2 separate regions of the Homo sapiens genome follow, and region 2 is linked to region 1. A link is a loop called in an ENCODE intact Hi-C map of the cell type or tissue named here. Cell type or tissue: IMR-90. All regions are shown on one strand. Each heading gives the region's core, and the rest is flanking DNA. Links, peaks and the distances in the headings are about the cores only. Region 1 overlaps PDSS2 (decaprenyl diphosphate synthase subunit 2). Region 2 overlaps SOBP (sine oculis binding protein homolog).

What was found. Peaks named below come from ENCODE experiments on the same cell type or tissue, not always from the same donor. Only the 100,000 strongest peaks of a DNase experiment are listed, where the experiment ranks them.
Region 2: it touches region 1 in a loop (5-fold over the local background); 6 of 110 quality-filtered maps call a loop at or near these places.

What each region holds. Positions count from the first base shown.
Region 1 is chr6:107,317,124-107,320,049 of GRCh38, reverse strand. All of the region lies in intron 2 of PDSS2 (decaprenyl diphosphate synthase subunit 2), which reads left to right. Among named protein-coding and RNA genes, the nearest start is that of PDSS2, 140 kb to the left of the region's middle. In IMR-90, for the core only: a CTCF peak has its summit at 1,730 (motif pointing left); a DNase peak (open chromatin) is centred at 1,729.
Region 2 is chr6:107,492,066-107,494,991 of GRCh38, reverse strand. All of the region lies in intron 1 of SOBP (sine oculis binding protein homolog), which reads right to left. Among named protein-coding and RNA genes, the nearest start is that of SOBP, 3.4 kb to the right of the region's middle. In IMR-90, for the core only: no CTCF peak of the experiment used is centred there; a DNase peak (open chromatin) is centred at 1,561; H3K4me3 peaks cover 582 bases; H3K27ac peaks cover 710 bases.

The sequences.
Region 1 (2,926 bases), core at 247-2,746:
AATATGGCTGTTAAATTACTTAACTCCTCTTTGTTACTTGTTTTCTGGCAACAGTGGAAGGATACTTTGCACTTAAAATGCATTTCTGTATTTAATTTTATACCATTCAACTCAGAACTTTAAAAAATAGGGATTTGCTTTTTTATCTCTCTCTATAGATAGACCAGACCAATTTAAATTTAACAAAAACAGTAAGCTGAAAAATCAGAATTGTCAGGGAATGAAAATGTAATAATACAAAATTATTAGGGTTTAATTCAATTTAGGGCTTTAACTTTGCAAAACCTTTGTTACTGACACGTCTGCAACGGTTTATAGGCAGCTTGTTATTTTCAAAGGTACTTTATGCAAACTTTGTTTTATATTGTCTGCAGCGCTTTGGCTGAAAGTTGATCTTCCTCAAAAACAATTAGAGGGGTAGGCAAGGTAACTTGGACCTCTCTGTTATCTGTTGAATATATTCATCCATTTTAGGTCTTTCCTTAGCATTTTCTAATTTTATCAATGCCCTTATTAAATTCATAAGGCCCCTAACGTCAGGTACCACGTTGTCTTTTGTGGTTGCCATTCTTTCTGTGCCTGGTATACTACTACAAGTTTATAGTCAATCAGAACACCCCAGATCATGACCTCTATTTGCGTGGGAACGTAGCAAAAGCTGGTTTTTAGGTACTGTACCTTCAATGAAGGAAGTTCTGAGGAAGGCAAGTAAAAACACTACAGCTGGTGTTTAAAAGTTTATATAGTGTGTTTTCCTTCTAATTCTTCAGCTTTAAATGTGGGGAGTAGGGGAAACTTTCTATTTGGTTTACACTCCCTGAAGGTATAAGAGAAGAAACATTTATATTTAAATATTTAAAACATTCAAAAAACATGTTTAATTTTTCCACTTTCCGATTTTAGAATTAATTTAGAAACCAGGGACTCTGTAGTACTTGACCAGTTCTTAGTAATTGCACATTCTTTTTTCCATAGCACAAATAATCAGATACTGAGTGTGTGTGTAGTGTGTGTGTGTGTGTATGTGTGTGTGTGTGTGTGTATATATATATATTTTCTTTTTTAACATAGTCTCACTCTGTCACCCAGGCTGGAGTGCAATGGCACAATCTCGGCTCACTGCAACCTCTGTCTCCTGGGTTCAAGTGATTCTCCTGCCTCAGCCTCCCAAGTAGCTGGGATTACAGGCGCCTGCCACCAGGCCCAGCTAATTTTTTGTGTTTTTAGTAGAGATGGGGTTTCACCATGTTGCCTAGGCTGGTTTTGAACTCCTGAGCTCAGGCAATCCACCCACCTTGGCCTCCCAAAGTGCTGAGAATTACAGGCGTGAGCCACCGTGCCCGGCCGATGAACTGAGTATATTTAAATGGGAATTTTTGTGCACCTGCAACTCATGTTTTTAAGAAATAATGGATTGCTAGCTATCTCAGAGAAAATAAGATTATGTCACTATCAAGGCATTATCATTTTTATTGTCTTCTTCAGGGAACTTTTTGGTATATAAGGAAAATTTTTTCATTTTCTACTTCAGATCTTTTTTTTTTAAGCTAACCATTACAACAGACTTATAGGTCATCTCTGATTGTGTCAAAGTAAAAAATTGAATAAAACAATTTGTTCTGTTTTCATAGTTGCTTCTTTTTTGAGTAAACAGAGACCTGGGATCTTCTGGAGCTCAGCCCTCTGGGTGGGAGGATGGGTGCCTAGCACTGCTCTCCGCTGACCTCTTCTGGTCTCCTGTTAGAGCTGTTGTTGAAGTAGATAGCTACTTCCTCTTAGACTGCCTTGGTGAAAGAAGCGGGGCGGTCAAGGAGAAGTGGAGGGAAATTAGCCAGTATATACTTCATTATGATAACCTCCCCACCTGTTTACCGCTCAGGATTCCTTTTGTTATTCTCCCACCCCTGTTTAAAAAAGCGTCTTTACCAGGCACTTTATATATAAAATCATCATTATATGATTTTCCATTTTATTAGATACACTTGTAACTGCCAATCTGAGCTTCTGATGACCACAAGATAACCACTGTCGCATCTTATTAATGAGTACAAAATTAAAGAAAATTAAAAATTTTGTTAACAGATGTTACTTTATCTGGGGGGAGGGGGAATACATTGCTTTCCTTCGACATTTTGGAAAGGGAAAATTACTCACCTCTGTGAAGAACTTGTTACCTACTGTAAATAACCCTTAAAGATCTGCGTACCCCAAACTGGGGACCACTAATCTAACAGTACCATCAAGCAGTAAAGTGCTCACATTATTTTTTGCTGTAGAAATGGTGACCATTACTAATTTGGTGCCATTTTCAAACGGTAAAAGGTGATCTGCATGTTATTGTTATAAATTATGAATATTATATTGGGAGCTTTTATTTTTATCCATAGAATAAGGAGTTGGAGATGTAACCCAAAGCCCTGATGGTGTCCAGTGACAGAATTCCACTTTGTTCCTAAAACTGGGAGGTCAGGCACGGTTGTAATCTATATGCTGTCTTTGCAGAACACATGGTCATCAAACCTAAAATTCAGACAGCTTTACATTTTGAGATAAAATAGGCTCATCACATACAGAAGAAGCCTTTATTTCTGGGAGCTACATTAAAGTCTGTAGTTCATACTATTCCCTCATCACTCTGGGGCTCTCCCTGGCCCCCTCCCATTTTGTGCCCTCTCAGTTTATCACACTTCATCTCTTGTCACACCTTTGTCTCATGTTTCCTCCACATCTGGTTGTGCTTTTTTTCTGTTATTACTGAACATCATCTAATAATACCTAAACCATTTAAACCCTCTGGAATAGGGCAGAGGTGAGAGCAAATGAATAAACTGAAGATCTTAGAGCAGTGGAAAGAAAGAGACGCACTGACAAAATGGCTGCTCTGACACTGCTGCGAGGTGCCGTGGAGGAGAGGTTGGCCATACTC
Region 2 (2,926 bases), core at 339-2,838, 170 kb before region 1:
TTTTCCAGTCCATGCTCTGATTTCTCTCTCTCTCTCTTAAAATCAAGCTATTTATCTCACCAGCTCGGCTCTGCAACTTGCTTTATTGTCTGTGCAATTGACACAGGTTATTTTTAATGCCAAATTGAGACCATCAGAAAACAAACTAGAAAATCTTGTGGTAAGTTTACTACTAAACTCTAACAGATGTGCCTGACCCAAATTGTAGGCATCAGGACTGAAGCGTAATTTTAGGTACAAATTACTTACTGAGAATATTTATAGACAGAAAACTTCTTCAGCAAAGAAGCATCTCTGACATTTAACACAGATTCTCCTGTAGTTTAGCAATTGATAAAGAAGTTAAACATTGTAAGTGCATTAATTATGGTTTGTTTAGGAAAGTTTCCAGCACAGAATGCTTGATCTAATCATGCTGGTTTTGTCAAAGAATTTTAAAAGACAAAAATTGAACTCATAATCTCTACTCACAGTTTGGATATTTTGAGTTGTATTGTTGTTTGGTAGCTACTGATCACAAAAGATCTATGTGCACAAAATATATATCCTTAAGGGCAACAATATTTACCTTACACATATATTTACGCTTACACATCCACTAGTAGAAGTTAGTTTTTATATTATATCTACTATGTTCTGGATGAACTCTTAAAACTAATTAACCTTCCCATATGTCAGAATTCCCTTGTGACATTCATTTATTATGATATATGTGAGCTAACAGTATACCTGAGACATATTACATTAGACACAATCACAACATTCACTTTAGAAACATATACTCTGCATCGCTGTCTGATTTTTTAAAATTCTACTAGCCACTAATTAAATAAGGCAGACTAATTGTAAGTACATTGGTACAACCAGTCTTTCTAATCAGGAAAAACCAGGATAAGGGAAGAAGAAAAGGAAAGATAAAGAAACACTGTAAAGGTCATAGTGAGACAAACATTTCTACATGAAGATATTTTCAGGGAGTACACTACAAGCAAGCTATGCCAAGTCATGTACTTTTCATACACAAAATTATATTGTATCAAATTTAAATTTGTTACAACTGCCATGTACATTAAACCAGTGATAACGAAAATGTAACTCAATATCTGATCTAGTGAAACAGCAACTAGCATTAGCTCTCAGCCACATGAAGACACTCTTCAATGCCATTACTGGTGTCAGCTAAACCTCAGCCAGTTTGTCTTCTCCAGCCATTTTAAAATAAATATGTGACTATCTCAATTAGGAAATCTTGAAGGAAGTCTCCGTGATGAGGCAAGTTTGTTGCTCATTCTCAGTGCCCTGCATTTGCTGTACTTAAAATAGACACTTGTACCAATGTCCTTTCTATTACCCGAAGGGGGAAAAAAAATCACATACACACCAGTCCTTTTTCTTTCAGCTCACAGAGAAGCAACTCAATCCAACCAGTGTTGAAACCTGAGTAGGTCACTGTACACCACGATAAAATTCCCTAATCCCTGAGCCAAATCTCCCTAAGGGGGGCCTCCTCCTGATCCTCCACTTCCCAGGCTGACTTTTCCATTTGCTCTCTCTTCTTTCCCCCTTTCATTTCCCCTACCTTCAAGCCTTGATATGTGATCCGAGGTGGGGGCTCAGGTTTCCGTTTTTACAGCTTAGGCCACGCTAGCTGTATACATTCCTTTCTTTCTGCCGGGCAGTGATTACTTACCAGGGCTTAGTTTACACTGGTCCAGATGAAAGCCGTTCAGATGAAGGCAAACACAGCCAGGCAGCTCCAGCGGCACCGATATGAAGCTGCACAAGGCCACATTGTGTTCTCGGTGACATTTTGTTGCACACATTTATATACAGGGCAACCAACTTGTTATGTTACTCTACACTTAGGTTCAGGGAGCTGGAGGAGTAATAGTATCATGATGTTTGGGGAGGGGTTTTGCTGATGTGATTATTAATATTAAAAACAGAAAGATATTAAGGAGCTCAAAATAATCCTTCCACCTTTTGACTTTGAGAAACCACTTTTTAAGTGAGGACTTTTGGTGCTGTTATATTAGAAGAATGCCTACTAAACAATTCCACTAGACTCTCAGGCATGGTATACTTGAACATGACTAAAATTTTTGGTTAGGGGTATTTTACTTTGGTCCAAAGAAGAGAGAAAACACTGATCCTACAGACAATTGAGTTATTTGCCGTGTAAAACTTCTTATTTAATGCTACTCTGGATTGAAAGGGTGAGGATTAAAACTTCAAATAGTGGGTGGTGATTTGGAAGGAAAATAATATTTTAAAAAGAGGAAATTCTGTGCACCAAGGTTAATTCCATACTTAGTCCTGCAGCATCGGCTAAAAATTGTGTAATTTTTCCCCTTCACACAATGTTGTTTTTGTTTCTTCCTCACCAGTTCAGACAAACATCTGTTATACTGCAGAAGGACAACTATCTCCCAAACCACGGACTGCGCCTGCAGCCAAAATCAACAACGCGAGCCCCAAGCATCGAGCACAGTCAGCCTTTATATCCAGCCGGGATAACATTTCACATGTTTTGATTAAAATTAGCTAATTTGTAATTCTAGAACCTATGAAACTTAAAAGCTGCCATCCATATAGATCACATTAGGCAGCGTTTTAAAGGGCCAGAGCTCCTTGTGATTTCCTAGTGGCTTTCACCTCTCTCCCCCTTCCCCACCCCCAACCTAAAATGAAATGCAAAAGTAAACTGGAAATGCAGGACAGGAGGTAAGGGTAAGTGAGGAAGAATGGTTATTATGGACTGTTTGAATTTTGTTCCCATCAAAAAACAACAACTTCTACCGGTCTTAAAAAAAATAAAATAAAACTGTCCATCATTGGAATCAACAGTGGTTTCCACCATAAGAAACAGCATTGATTTCCAAGGCAAATCTCCCTTAACTCTCCGTTGGACTCATGCTGCACCTCA